Regions from separate parts of the Homo sapiens genome. Here regions 2 and 3 are each linked to region 1. Evidence: chromatin contacts called from ENCODE Hi-C data. All regions are on one chromosome and are shown on one strand. The core of a region is the stretch at or near the end of the contact, and the rest is flanking DNA. Distances in the headings are between cores, read along the strand shown. Region 1 overlaps SLC71A1 (solute carrier family 71 member 1). Region 2 has its middle 84 kb from the start of LINC01307. Region 3 holds the start of S1PR1-DT (S1PR1 divergent transcript).

Region 1 (5,079 bases), core at 1,832-4,331:
TGGTATGTAGAAGAACACAGTCCCTTAAACTCTGGTTTTTAAGCATTTTATCCAATCTCAAATAGAATCTCACATAAAAGCTTTCATGACCAAAAACCAGTAGCCTTTAATCTAGCCAAATGAACCATACAATTTGATCATGTTGAATGAGAATTACCTGTTCAAAGTGGTGCTGAGGGCTTGTGTTTGTTCCCAAGTCTGTTCCTGTTATTGGCAGTTCTTTAAGTTCCACATGGAATATGTAGAAAATGAATCCATAGAGGGCCGGTCCCAGACCATTGCATAATCCTCGAATTCCTGTTATCATTCCTTGAACGACACCTACATTGTTTAAACAAATTATCACTTAGTAAACTACCTGGTTTTTTTTCCCTACCTTAGAACCAGTACAAATATGAAATCACTTAATCTAAAATCAAGCTTCTTATCAGACACTAGCAATTTATAGCAATGTCATTAAAAACTATTAATATTTAGAAGCTATCAGCTCTACAAAGTGTAGTAAGCTGTCCTATGCAAACATGAGCTCTGATGTACCCATATATAGGTCTCACATAGAAACAAGTGGGCAAAACTACTTTATTTCCCTAGATTACAGCCTTCAAAACATGGCTGGTTAAAAATCAGTCACAATTTCACAACTACAAATGTTAAAATTTATCTGTCCCCAAGCAAGTACTTAAGACCCCTTTTAGTCAAAAATAAAGTGGGGGGGTCAACTGGCGGGAGTGCAGTGGCGCAAACTTGGCTCACTGCAGCCTCAACTTCCTGGGCTCAAATACCTGGCTAATTTTTGTACTTTTTGTAGAGATGGGGTCTCACTTTGTTGCCTAGGGTGGTGTTGAACTCAACTCAAGTGATCCTCCTGCCTCAGCCTACCAAAGTGCTGTGATTACAGGCATTGAGCCACTGTGCCCAGCCAAAATCACACTTTTTTTTTTGAGACGGAGTTTCACTCTTGTTGCCCAGGCTGGAGTGCAGTGGCACGATCTCGGCTCACTGCAAACTCCGCTTCCAGGGTTCAAGTGATTCTCCTGCCTCAGCCTCCCGAGTAGCTGGGATTACAGGTGTGCACCACGACGCCTGGTTGATTTTTTTAGTAGAGACAGGGTTTCACCATGTTGGCCAGGCTGATCTCGAACTCCTGACCTTAGGTGATCCACCAGCCTTGGCCTCCCAAAGCACTGAGATTACAGGCATGAGCCACTGCGCCCGGCCAATAACACTGTTTTAACAGCATTTGATTTTTGTTTCTCTCTTTTGGATCTTTAATTTAAAATGCAACTTGCTTTGGCCATAGGCCTTTCCTTCCTCATTTATCAACCAAGTGACAACTGCCACTGTTTTGCAGTGCCCCTTTTATCCTTATGACTAGACAAAACATATCCTTTTCAAAGAAGTATTTGTCATCTGTTAGCATCCCAAGAATTAAATGTTCCCACCAAAAAAAAAAAAGAGAGCATATGACATTAAAGATGTTGCTGTGTTACATATCTTCAGATGACTGAAACTATATGATTTCTTTTTTTTTTTTTATTAGAGATGGGAGTCTTGCTGTGTTGCCTAAGCTAGCTTCAAACTCTTGAGCTCAAGTAATCCTCCTGCCTCAGCTTCCCAAGTGGCTGGGACAACATTCATAAAAGGTCTATGAATATATCCCACAAGGTGTCTAGCACAACACAGCAAAAACTTAATGCTTAGTTAATATTCTGTGGCCAACATTCATCAGTAAATTTTTTTGAGACAGGTCTCTCAAGGTCTCTCACTGTGTCGCCCAGGTTGGAGTTCACTGGCCTGATTTTGGCTCAGTGCAACCTCCGCCTCTGAGACTCAAGTGATCCTCCAACCTCAGCCTCCCAAGTAACTGGGACTACAAGCATGCGCCACCCTGCCCAGCTAATTTTTGCATTTTAGTGATGGGGTTTCCCCATGTTGCCCAGGCTGGTCTCCAACTCCTGAACTCAAGCAATCTGCCTGCCTCGGCCTCTCAAAGTGTTGGGATTACAGGTGTGAGCCACCATGCCCAGCCTCATCAGTAAATTTTCTATGAACAGAACAGATAAGCCACATATTCTAAGTGAGAGAAAAGGGAATATGTATCTACCTAAGGATAAATACCCTAGAATCTGCTTTTCCTGTTTATATCAAAAGCAATTTTAAAAGTCTCTACCCTGAAGATATACTTATGTTTCAGTACATAGGAGACAGAACACAGGATTAGAACATTCTGTACTTTTAAATAATTATCGCTAGTTCCTATCAACTCACCCTGTTGATCAGCATCAGCAGTTCGTGAAACAAGTGCACTGACAGCAGGAAAGGTGATGCTAGACATGGCTGCTACTGCCCCAGCAGCCCACATCATCCTATAAGGAGAGCAGCAAAACAAAAACAGTAAATTCTTCTCCACTGTACCTGAAAGTCAAACTACATAATTAAGTAATTCTTACTGTGAAATGGCTGTAGAGAAAAGGAGAACTGAACTTGCTTACTAGGTGACTATGGGCAAGTCGCTTAACAATCTGACCCTGTATACAAAGACAGCAACTTAATTCACAAGAGTGCTGTGAGGGTGTAATGTAAAATAGGGATATCATGTTCCAAACTGTAAAATGTGCTGGGTATTATTTCTACAGGCAATTGAGAGGTTATATTGAGGATAATGTATAATATAGATGACGAAACATCATCAAATATTTCCAAACACATGAAGCCAACAAGTCTTTGGCAAAGTTCTTATGGATGGATTTGTGAAGATATCGCTGATTTGATCTAATCCTTAAATTGTAAAGAACAAGTAACTTGGATGTTCCTGGCTTGATGTTTAAAAGAAATGTTTTAGGTAATTTCAATTGTGAGCACCTCTTTGCAAAGGCTAGTTTGGAGAACAAATCATCACCCTCTTGATGCTTGCTTATATCCAAGTCCAAACAGAGACGAGGCAGTCAGTTGTTTGAAATATTAGTGCAAACCATGGAGTTCAGTGCCATAATGCCTGAGCACAATAATACTATCTACGTGGGCAGCCTGACAACAAGCGTCACTACTCAAGTCCCCTGCAGGAAACCCGACTGGTCAGAAAAGCTGAGACACAGCATGAAGCTGGCACCAAAATAACTGGATTGTTTTCACTTCTGGTTTGCTATCAGTAATGATCACTGGTTATACAACTTTCTTTTTCCTGACCAGAAAAACAAAAAATGTAAATAACTTTCAGGGCCTTGTTGCTATGGGATTACATACTTTTTCCTAGTAACGGACTGATTTAGATTAAATGCTCCTTAAAGATTCAAAAGCTGTATAATCTCATTCAAAAATTCAGCCTGTCATTTAGCTATAAAAGGTCACCTTTTTAATCCTCAAGCCATTCTAGGAGAACATATAAATATACAAGTGGCAGACTTATATTAGACACATTTTGAAAGATAAAAAGCATAGTATGAGACAGATTACAGTCTACCCCTCAGTTGAGAAGCAAATAAAAACACAAGGGCTAACACCAAAATTAAAAATATTAACATTAAAATATTTATACTTACCAAGGTTCTGAACCAAAGCCATACCATGCCAACTGTAATATTTGAAATCCTAGACCCAGTAAAATGGTGTTCTTATTTCCAATTGACCTCATAAGTAAACTCAAGACTATGGTCTGAAAAAAAAAAAAAAAGATTTATCAGAATAAAGTTTTAAAAAGTGACTTCTTTCAATCTACACTATAAAAGGACTATTGGCACTTTTCTACAATTTGGCTGATTTTCAGCAATAATTGCCCTGAATATGTCTGAGATCACTAGTCCAGGTCACATAAGCAGATGAAAAGTCCCTCTGCTGACATAGATCCAGACTGAGAGTTAGAAAACTGAAAGATAAAACTTCCTATTCAGTACATTTCTACTGAGGACCACTTAAATCAGTAGTTGAAAATGGAAGGGTCAAAAGTTCTAACTAATGATTTGGAGATCCCCATTACATAATAGCCTTAAAGCTTGTTTAGGTCCAAGTTAGTCTAAAATGCTTATTTCCACAACTAAAGAAAAACTAACAGAACAATGATTACCCATATATTATTTACCTAAGTTAATCTGTTGTTGAAACCATGATGCCTTTTATAAACAGTAAATTAATAAGCTTGATTTGGGATAAATGCAGTATACTATACAGCAGACTTTAGAAAAACAGCCTGGATCATAATCTTGGCTTTGTGTGGCTCTCAGCAAGTCACTTCACTTTGAGCCTCACTTTTGTCTCTTTGCAAATGGGGATAACAGCACCTATTTCAAAACCTTGTCATGGGAATTAAATGAGATATATTTACATAAAGTTCTTAGAATTGTGCCTGGCAATAATCAGCGGTTAATAAACAATATTATCAGTGGGTGGGTTTTCTTGTGCCTCCTTTTTCTTTCAAAGTCAACAAAGTTCAGCAGTGATTTGGGAACATTAGAAAATTTTTTTTTGCTATTCTAACTAACGTTTTTAATATACTACATAAGATAGCTAGTAAGTCCATAGACAAGTAAAAATAATTCAGGAAATCACTATTTTATGATGGGCTGACACTTTAAAACTCATAAAATATAAGTTTTGAATTCTTTAAATTGAGATGGCCACTTAAGAATTTAATCACAAATATGCCAGTGAAAAGCAAATGATTCATTCAAGGATTTTTGAGCAATTAGAACTCACAGCTTTCTTGTCTAAGACTTTCACTTAAATCACGTGAGTATAAGACTGAGTTCCATGTAGAATTATATTCTTCGGCAACCAAACCAGAAAAGGAAACTTGCCCAGAGCCAGCAGTTAGCTGAGAAAAACTTCAACTGAAAGAAACATTTAGGCCAGGCACAGTGACTCATATCTGTAATCCCAGCACTTTGGGGAACTGAGATGGAAGGACTGCTTGAACCCAGGAGTTTGAGACCAGCCTGGACAACATAAAGAGACCACATCTCTACAAAAAATTGAAAAATTAGCCAGGCTGGTGGCACACACCTGTGGTCCCAGCTACTCAGGAGGCTGAGTCCAGAGGATCACTCGAGCCCAGGAGGTCGAGGCTGCAGTAAGCCATGATCACAC
Region 2 (5,079 bases), core at 1,203-3,702, 1.3 Mb before region 1:
TTAGTCCTGCCTCATATCTGCCATTTTCCCCAACCTGTCTCCATTCCTGTTTTTAGCAATAGGAAGACTCACAGAGATACAGCAGCCTAGACTTCAACCAGCTTGTCATCTCCAATCAATTATTTGTGGATACATTGAGCACTGTGCTGACAGGCTCAGCTTTAATGTCATGATCTGTGAGTAATGTCTGCCATGACTTTGATTATATATTTTCCACATACCTATCATAAGTGTAAAGGGCTGTAAACCCAGACATTAATAATTATATAATTACTTTAGCCTGTTATTGTTTGTATCAGCAAAAACAAGGTAATAACTGTCCAATAATTGGGGGTAGGTTAGATAAGTTATATGTAATGTAGCAATATTTGACTATTAAAATATAATCTATACATTTATCAGATGATTGAAAAGATGTTTATGATTATTATGTGAAAAAATGAGTTTCAAGTTGTATAAAATATGATCACATTTTTCAAATGGATTGTTGAGATAGGATGTATGTTGAGACACTATTTACATATGTAAATATAAAGCAGGTCAGAGCTCAGAGCTCTTCCTCATCTCTTTATTTTCTTTTCTACTGCTTCCTAGGAATTTTGTGTTTTGTTTTTTCTTATATTGTTATTGTTGTTGTTACAGTTATTATTTCATTCTGTTTTGTTTTGTTTGTGCCTTTTTAAGGTAGGAAAAAAGAGAGAGAGAATCTGTTAGACTAGTAAAGTATTACATTTTTGCTATAAAAGGCATCAATATAATCAAAGGGTTTTTTGCCTGTAAATGTTTAATTCTGATTTTTACAAAACATCCCTTCTAAATAAAGCACAGAATGAAAGGCCCTGACACCACCTTTTCAAGAGTGGAAACCAATAAACTAGCAGAGAGAAAAAATGGTAAAAAGGGAGCCCAGAGGGAGCCCATCTGAGGCAAACCTGGATGAACTGACACATAACTCAGAGGAGAAAGTAAAGGACTGTTCTGTATCATCTTCCAAGCTTGGTACATCTTGAACATCTAGTAGTAAAGTTTTCTCAATGTACTTAGCCTTAATATCCTTCAAGATGTCACTAGCATAACTAAAGGATATGTGTGCTTATGGGTGTGTTTTCAGAAAGAAAGTCAGAAATAATGTCTACCAAAGTGTTAACAGTAATTATCCAAGAGTAGTGATATTATGCATAGTTCTTACATTATTTTTGCTTATTTATATTTTCTAACTTTTTTCTACAATAAACACAGAGAGTTTTAAATGAGATTTTTAAAATTATAGCTATGATTTTAAAAGAGAGAAAGAAAAATCATACAAAGGAGATTTCAGAAAAGAAGATTCCCATATTCTCCCATGTTTTCTTCTTCATGGCAGGTAATAGAACATGTTCTTACTTCTGGAAACTGCAAAGCTGGAAGGGATCTTAGAGGTGATATGGTTCCTCCTTCTCATTTTATACATGAAGGAACTCAGGTCTAAGATGCTTAGTATTGCTCCCACTCAAGGTTCACAGCAGCAGAACAAAAAGTAATTTACATTTGTTGATTCTTAATTTAATACTTTTATAATGTGGCAGAAAAAACAGCATCATAAAAGTTTAAGATTCTACAGTGTCTCCAGTTAATTCTATCCAAAAATAAAAAATTAAAATAGGAGGTTTGTTGGCCAATAACAAAAGAATGGAGGCAGCAAAGCTGGAAATATATGCCCAATCAACTTGGAGACATTGTCTTAAATTTATCGCCAATCTTCTGGGATATATTGAATGGATATACAGCTATAAGCTGCCCTCTTTAAACTAAACACTGCACTATATTCTTGCCCTTTATAACAACTTCCTCAGTGAAACCTGCCCTGTGATTATATCCTCCTCATCTGTCCCAAGAGAATAAGGCAAAAATATTATTAAAACCTTAGCTTTTTTCAGTGTCATCTCTTAAATATATCTGTTTCTGACTCATAGGCAGTATTTTCCTTTTATCTATTTCTTACTCATATGAATGAAGCTTTAAAGAAAATTTTACACTGATGCATGCCTCCAACTTGCCTCAGGTAAAATGAATGAGACAACATCTACACAGCACTTTGAGCTCCCCAGACAGGGACATCAGAAATGAGCAGTAGCCTTGCTCTTGTCAAAGATATCAACTGAGCCTGGCAAGACTCCAAACCATAGAATAACTTTCCTGACCCCTCATCTGTATCTCTCAACTAGATACAGAATTGAAAATAGGAACCAGTCATTTGGGGTAAAACATATGCCAAAATAGTTCTGCAGCGTGGGTAAGAAAAAGGGTGAGATGTGCAAAGGGGAAGCTCTCTGAAAGCAGAGAATATAATTAAGTCAACTTTCAAATTCAAATGTACTTCTTCCTTTCCCACATGTTCTAAATCAGACCTCTTTCCCATAGGGCTGCAGATGGTGCCTCTAGGGCTGGCTGTCACTGATCTCTGAAGGGTAAAACTGAACTGAAACCTACAAGCTTCACACCTGTGGGGTCAGCTTCATTAACAACTTTGACCTTTGCTCGTTTTTAAGAGCTGCCCCAACAAATATCACTGCAAACAAGGTGCACCCTGACTCTTTGGTGATATATCACCTTCTCTTTTCACCTTGACCCTTTGGTCATATATCACCTGACCCTTTGGTGATACATTACCTTCTTGGCAATCTAATTTTAAGTCTCACTTCATGTTAATCCAGGACAGGGATCTTAAGTCAGTCTTGAACTCTCTTTGTAAAACCTAAGGGAGGTTTAACTACTAATTTACTGCTTGGACCTCAATTAACATCTGTTTTTAAAAATCACTTAACATTGCCACAAAATAATAGTTCTATGCTTCTCTGACAGATTTCATCACCTCAGTTTTCCAACTTTTGACCCAACTACAGTTAAAGCATGAAAAAGACACATTGGTAAGGCCAGCTAGTGGTCACGTCACACATAAATTACCACTTTCTACTGTAGGAACTGTCTCCATCTGTAGGAAAAACCTGGAGAATCCTGTAAATAGCAGAAATATTATAACAAATCTTTGGTGAATGGAGGAAAGTGGTGGAATTAAAGGTAGAACTATCAGAAATTACTTAAAAAAAAAAAAGGACTTGTGAGGCTTGTCCACAATACTTATCCCCATTTTACACAATAAAAAACCTAGACACAAAGAGGTTAACTTGCCCAACTTATACAACTAAATTATAAAGATTCCTATAAATATATTCTCAATATGTGAAGCACATTATACACTTTATTGAAGCATTTAGTATTTAGTGATTATCATTCTAACAATGTAGGAGAATATACTTTAAGAAATACGGAGCAAAATCATTCATTTTGAGCAAGGCCTTGGGTTGGCAGTGAATCAAGATGACAGCTTTACTATTTAAGAACAGCTCTTTGAATTGTAGAAATAGTCCTTAATCACAGGACAAACTTGGCTCCATGGTGGAAAAGATTGTTTTGTTTTAATTCCAAATATCTATTAAGTACCTACTGCTAGTCCCCAGTACTGTGCTGATATGCCACAGATGTGCCCATCCCTTCTTTTTGCAAAATTTTGAAAATCTAATAAGGGTAGAGAAATAACCAACTTTTATGTTTTATTCTGCATTACAATTCAATGCAGAATCAAAAGATTTCCAAATAGAGCTACAAGCGAGCAGCATTTGGAACCCCAAGGAAGGAGCATGATGACCCAGGAAAATGTCAAGAATTGGATGTTGAACATTAGCCTTTCAGCCACAATCACAGACAGGAGCACTGTCTTCCAAAATAAAGAATAAGGTATGATTACAGGACTAAGCTGAACATAAAATTGGCCTCTAGATGGTCCTGGTGAGGTGAAAATGGCTAAAGGAACTTCATCAAGATTACCTGGAGAAAGTGGCCAGAGATACATTAAGGAGCAATACGGTTTGGTGCCCAATAGTAAAGAAGAGCATGCATATCGGACAGCCAACGGGAAAGAAAAAAGGAGGGAAGACAAACAAAAAACAACATGGCCAAAGCTTTGTTTAAATAATTTAATCAGCAGCTTCAATTTGATCCAGAGATAAAGGGGGATGAAATGAAACAATGAGAAGGACCAGAATAGAAAACTTGAGTAACGTGATGATATCATCAGCATCAGTTTTCTAAGTGTTTACTATGCATAGGATGTTATGATTAGTGTGAAGTAAGGCAGCCTTTGCCTTCAAAGAACATTTAGGTTAGTTAGGGAGGCAGAAAAAATGTCAGAAGATGTCCATACAGATGCTAAATGGGAGTTATATCAAAATAAGTGCTTTGGGGCCAAGAGGCAAGGAAGACAGGAGTTAAGGTAAACAGAGGATGCCATAACTGAGGCTCAAGAGAGAGAGGCAGGGATATGGAACACTCTGTAGTGCAAGTAAAGAAGGAGTAACTTGAGATTATGTTAAAGTACTATAAGCAAACCCAAACAAAGCATAACATTCTGTGAGGCATAACATATTCACCCACAAACACTAAAACCATTTGGGCCCCAGAGGCTTTTCCAGGATGTGAAGTTGCCACCAGATTTTCAACAAGCAAACGACAATTTGTTGAAGGTATGTTGTACACGCTAAGACAACATTTTTGTCACTTATACTCACCAAACTTATACTATTCTGGCCAAAAATCAGGTTCCATTTTAGAAACTGGAGAACGATGCATCTGGTATGAGTGATACGATTAATTAGAAACATCTCCTATGACAAAATGATTATCTATAAAACCGTGCATTTCATGTTGAATGAATCAGATTGCACTTATATATTATAACTTTCAGAGAATGCCATATAGCTAGCATGTGGTGGGAGTGGTCATGTATTCAGAAAATGTGAAATCAATCTCTTTTGTTTAGAAAATGGCATAGAAAATCACTTTGTTCATTTAGAAACTGCTTTATGAAAATATGTGCTGTACTTATGCAGTAAATAATTCATTTGGCTTCCAATGCAATCAAGAGCCAATCATCTCCCAAATATCCTACTTTTTGAAGTGCTAAATGTATTTCATGCTTTCCATTCAAAATGTAAATAAAATACCTATAAAAAATTTAAAACCACTGTTTTTTAACAGAAATTA
Region 3 (5,079 bases), core at 2,580-5,079, 1.2 Mb before region 1:
GGCCGGGACCTGATCTCCACCCTTCCCAGTGCATTGTTCACAGGAACTAACTCTACCCACCAACACCCGACACCACCAGGCTGTTCGTATTCTCCCCCTTCCTCCCTCTGGCTTGCAGCAGCTCCTCCCTGGCAGCAGTCGAAGCCCAGAGATTTTTTTCCAAACACTGGGGTGGCCAGCGACCAAGTAAAGAGCGCTTCCGGTGGGTGGACAGCTTCCAGTTCTAGGAAGAAGAGTTGACGTTTCCAGAAGACATAATGGTCTCTGGGTTGTCCCCTTCGTCTTTCTGGGGGTGGGAGGAATTGTCCGATTTGCTGCGGCTGAATTCCATGCCGGCGATGATGGGTCGCTTGAATTTGCCAGCAGAGTCTCCGCTCGGGCACTTGCAGCAGGACATGATCCGGATGAAGGCCCGACGCATCTCCTTGTTGGTCAGAGTGTAAATGATGGGGTTGGTGCCGGAGTTGAGCACAGCTAACACCAGGAAGTACTCCGCTCTGAAGAGGATGTCACAGGTCTTCACCTTGCAGCCCACATCCAGCAGGAGCAGGATGAAGAGCGGTGCCCAGCAGGCGATGAAGACGCTCAGGACGATAATTACGGTCTTGAGCAGCGCCAGCGACTTCTCAGAGCTGCGGCTGGCCTTGGAAATGTTCTTGCGGAACGTCAGGCGGCGGCTCCGAGTCCTGACCAAGGAGTAGATTCTGCAGTACAGAATGACGATGGAGAGCAGAAGCAGAGTGAAGACCGTGGTGCAGAAGAGGATATAGTGCTTGTGGTAGAGCGGCAGCACGGTGGAGCAGCTGGACAGCGCACTGATGCAGTTCCAGCCCATGATAGGCAGGCCACCCAGGATGAGGGAGATGACCCAGCAGGCGCTGATTAGCAGGAAGAGGCGGAAGTTATTGCTCCCGTTGTGGAGTTTCATTTTCAGCATTGTGATATAGCGCTCAATGGCGATGGCGAGGAGACTGAACACGGAGGCTGACAGGGCCACAAACATACTCCCTTCCCGCAGAAACCACTGGGCGGGAGTGAGCTTGTAGGTGGTGGCCCCAGACAAGAGCAGGTTAGCTGTGTAGGCTACTCCTGCCAACAGGTCTGAGAGGGCCAGATTGCCAATAAAATAGTACATGGGTCGGTGGAATTTCTTGGTTTTCCAAATGGTCAGCAAGACAAAGATGTTCTCCAGGATGATAAAGCAGCAGATGAGAATGAACACCACCGAGGTCAGTTTAATGCTGTTCTCCTTGTCCGCGCTGATATTCAGCTTTCCCGTGTAGTTGTAATGCCGGACGATGATATCATAGTTGACGTAGTCAGAGACCGAGCTGCGGTGGGCCTTGACCAGCGGGACGCTGGTGGGCCCCATGGTGCCAACCCTGTGTCCCCAGGAAGCCGGGGTGGCGCTACTCCAGACGAACGCTAGAGGGCGAGGCGAGAGAGCCTTCACTGGCTTCAGGGGTGGTTCGATGAGTGATCCAGGCTTTTTGTGTAGCTTTTCCTTGGCTGGAGAGGGCCTCGGAAACCGCAGCCTTAAACAAGTCAGAGGAGAGAGTCAGGGAAAGAGCCACAGCATACTGGCATAATTCATTCTAGCTAAGGCACTGCTCCAATTGTGTTGTTGTTGATTTGTTTTAAAGAAACTTGGGGAGAGCTCAGGGAGAGAGATTTTTTTTAAAAATCAAATTATCTTTTTTCTTCCTTTTTTTTCTTTTTTCAAAAAAGGAAGAGGGGGAAGAAAAAGAGAGGGAGAAACTCTATGGCCACATTCACTCAAAGGGAAATGGGAATTACGATGTTGGCTGTGGGTTGACAAAAAAAAAAAGATGATGAAAAGGAAAACAAGGAGTGGGAGGAATGGGAAACCTAGAGAACTACACCCCATTTTAACTCCACTCCTGCCCTCTCACCACCCCACACCCCCTCACCCCCGGATTTCCAGCCATGAGATTCTCTGAAGCAGTCACCAGCTTAGCTGCACGCTCAATACCAGCCCACGTCTCTCCTCGGAAAAGACTCAACTGCCAGTCTGAGGGCGAAGACACACACCTCTGTCCCCCATGCCCACCCCCAGCCCCCCAGTTCAAAGATACTAGCACCACCTCCTAATTGCCATGTGCCATGCAAGAAATCAGATTTGCAGGAAAATCATTTGAAAGCGTAAGCCATTTGGGGGCTCTATTAATAACTCTCTAGGAGCAGGTGTGCTTAGGGTCCGAGGGCGCAGTGAGGTGTGGGCAGCCAGGCCCGCCCCGCCTTGCTGTAAACAGGAAAGCTTAGCGCCTCCGTGAAGCGACTGCCTTTTCTTTCTTCTTCTTATTCTCCCCGCCTCCCCCCGCGCCCCCCCACCCCACCCCCCACCCCAAGCCAGGGCAAGTAAATTTAAAGGTATTCAGTTAAAACCATTCATAACAGATTGCAGCAAATCCCAGAAGTTTCGTACATTAGTTGATTGCATAAATATTTTTTGCTTTGTTTAGTTTAGCCAAAACATACACAAAAGAGAGAAATCAAACTACTCATGACAGCCATAATACATGCTACCACATTTCTAATTTCGATTGCAAAACTACTCTTCAGAAACTCACATTAAACTGCTCCCTGGTGCATTGCTAAATTTGCGTGGGCAGTTTTATTTACTGCAGTCCCCCAACACGTTGACTCCTCTCCTAGGACTAGAAAGTTACAAAGAAACTTTCTAAGACGGCACTGGTCAGCAGAAGTCTACTTCTAAGTTGCTTAAATATTTCAAGGTAATGCAGCAATGCAATAAAATGAGGTAATAGAGATGAGAACAATCCCAGCAACTCCGCGAACAGCAGAGGCTGCTCAAGCCAAGAAGCTCCGCATTTTCCCCCAACTAATTTTATACCCTGCTCCTGGGCAGTACTAATTTAAGCCATTACCCACGCTCCACACCACCCACCATATTCTTTGTCTATAGGATTTCCAAAATTTAACGCCTTCCCTCCTATTCCTCCGACCAACTGCAATTTTCACTGCCCCTACACCCGTAGGTTCCACAGTTGGGAATTAACCTTTTTTCTGAACTCCATAAATCACAAGTGCCCAAGAACAATCTGATCGAGATGGGCTCCTTAGTAGCCCAGAGATGCAAATTTTCAGCGCCCGGAGATGCATGTTTTCTAAGTTTTTGTTTGCCTCGTTCGACTTAAAAATTCGTTTCTGACACCTAAGCCCTACCACAACCGGGCTCCCCGCGCCCGCGACCCCCGCCATTCGCCGCCCCCTACCTCGCTCAAGCAGGGCGAAGTTGCGTTCGGAGAGCCCGGGATCTGTACGGCTCGCTTCGCATCTTGCTGCTGCCCCCGACTGACTGCGTAGTGCTCTCGCAAACTTACTCGAGTCGGGGTCCCCTCCCTCCGCAGCGGAGCACTCCAATGGCCAGTCCCGCTCGCCGCGGCCAGTTCCCTGCCTGCTACGCGAAGTCACCCAGCGCCGCGCCAAGGCTGGGTGGTTTCTTCAGGAAGAGGCTGGGAGGGGTTAATGCCTTAACCCCCCACGCCCTCTGTCAGCTGGGGGCCCCCGGATCTGAACTGCTGAGACGCACTGTCCAGGAAAGATCTGGGGCAGAAGCAAAAAAAAAAAAAAAAAAAAAAAAAAGAACCCCTCCTCCCCAAACAACAAATGAAAGAAAAAAAGAGAGAGAGAGAAGGGGCGGAGCCCGGTAACCCCTGGATTCTACTGTATAAATCACTGCCCTCGCCCAGATAGACGCTGATCCCTGGCTGTGGAGAGGATTCTCCCGAGCCCCTGAAAAAAAAAAAAGGTGGAGAGACTTTGAAAACTTTTCTCTCGAAAAGTCTGAGGAGGCAGAGGACGGCCCGGAGTCTCGTAGCGCACCGCCCTGGTCCCACACCCCCCGCAGCCCTAGGAGGATCGGTGTGCTGAGCTTGTGGCCAGGAGCTCCCCGAGCCACTTTCGCGCGAGCAGCAGAAAACCTGAGCCGCGGCCCGGCGAGTGTCGGCGGCGCTCTGGGGAGGAGAGGCTGGGAAGGGGCTGCGAGAGGTACGGAGGAGACAAGCAGCCCGGGAGGGAGAATGAACCGGGAGGTTCCTGTACTCCCCCCGCCACCCCAGATCCTCGTGCTACTCGCAACTGCGGTCTGAGGGGCAGTGGCTTTCCCAGAGTGCACAGAGAAATGAACCAGCGCCGGTTTTGGTGTTGGGCGAGGGGTTTCCCTCAGCTGAGCACAAAGTCAGGCTGTGTGTCCCAGATTCTGGCCAATGGAGAGGTCGTTGAGGGGGTGGGCTGCTGCTGAGTCCTGAGAGATTCAAAACGCCTGGGCAGCTCAGGAATTTCCAAAGGGGGAGATTCTCGGCCAGGAGCTGCGGAGCAACTGCAGCTGCCCAGCAGGAGCCGGCACCCTTCTCTCACATTCTGCTTGGGAGTCGACTCAGAGGCCTCAAATCTCATTACTAGCACTTTGCCCACCCTTTTCTTTTGCTTAGATGCTACTTAAGAACGTGAGGCTGAGAGGCGGACTTGGTCAGATCTGCCTGCGTGACAAGCTCAGGACAGGACGCTTCTGCCCTTGCATTACTGTTGTAAAAGTTTCCACCCAGTCCCTGGTCGCACTGCGTTCCCATCCCGGCAGATGTGAACTCAAAAACTTCCTCCGCTGTGCAGTTTCAATTGGCAGACACACCCTGTACCTGAATGACTCAGAAGGAGGCAGAATGAACAAACAACAGACCCCTGACTTCTGGGATTTTGTGAGTTTGCCAAAAAAAAAAAAAAAAGAAGTGACAGTTAATTCACAGCTGTTTTAAAGCATTCATCGACAGCGACGCACCCAATACATACCCACAGCTTCAACAACAGTACAGTGCATATAATGTGGAAACCAAGATAACGGTCCTCTAAGACTCCAGAGTAGATCCTAATTGGATTTGAAGACTTATTTCACTTAAAGGGGAAGAGGTATATTGTGTCTACCCAGCACAACAAAACGGGGGACTTGGCATTCCCCCCCTTCTCCCGCCTCCACCCACACTAATTTATGCATTCTTTAAAGCCAAAGGAATCAAAGTGAAATTTCACACCTAGTCTGTA

The links. Hi-C counts contacts between places; a loop is a spot of excess contacts on that map. Pooled maps may share reads with other maps.
Region 2: a loop to region 1 is called in a map with no recorded cell type, with 9 times the contacts of the local background. The contact joins two enhancer-like sites. A Hi-C loop is called at or near these places in 2 of 37 single-sample maps with no recorded cell type and 2 of 50 pooled maps.
Region 3: a loop to region 1 is called in a pooled map, with 4 times the contacts of the local background. The contact joins the promoter of S1PR1-DT here to the enhancer-like site in region 1. A Hi-C loop is called at or near these places in 2 of 37 single-sample maps with no recorded cell type and 3 of 50 pooled maps.

The regions. Positions count from the first base shown.
Region 1 is chr1:100,075,738-100,080,816 of GRCh38, reverse strand. SLC71A1 (solute carrier family 71 member 1) reads right to left here. Exons shown (of 12, transcript NM_033055.3): 9 at 3,540-3,652; 10 at 2,269-2,366; 11 at 158-321. Among named protein-coding and RNA genes, the nearest start is that of SLC71A1, 40 kb to the right of the region's middle. RefSeq lists enhancers at 2,936-3,085, 3,096-3,145. Within about 2 kb of position 3,081, at least 2 of the 41 ENCODE cell types and tissues checked have a DNase peak (open chromatin) inside an H3K27ac peak, as active enhancers do.
Region 2 is chr1:101,405,189-101,410,267 of GRCh38, reverse strand. No RefSeq gene overlaps it. Among named protein-coding and RNA genes, the nearest start is that of LINC01307, 84 kb to the right of the region's middle. RefSeq lists an enhancer at 1-17. Within about 2 kb of position 2,452, at least 3 of the 41 ENCODE cell types and tissues checked have a DNase peak (open chromatin) inside an H3K27ac peak, as active enhancers do.
Region 3 is chr1:101,235,278-101,240,356 of GRCh38, reverse strand. It overlaps S1PR1-DT (S1PR1 divergent transcript), which reads left to right and starts at 3,829. Exons shown (of 2, transcript NR_104626.1): 1 at 3,829-4,032; 2 at 4,476-5,079. S1PR1 (sphingosine-1-phosphate receptor 1) reads right to left here and starts at 3,338. Exons shown (of 2, transcript NM_001400.5): 1 at 3,258-3,338; 2 at 1-1,535. The coding sequence starts at 1,372. The coding sequence ends at 224. RefSeq lists enhancers at 1,476-1,525, 4,159-4,248.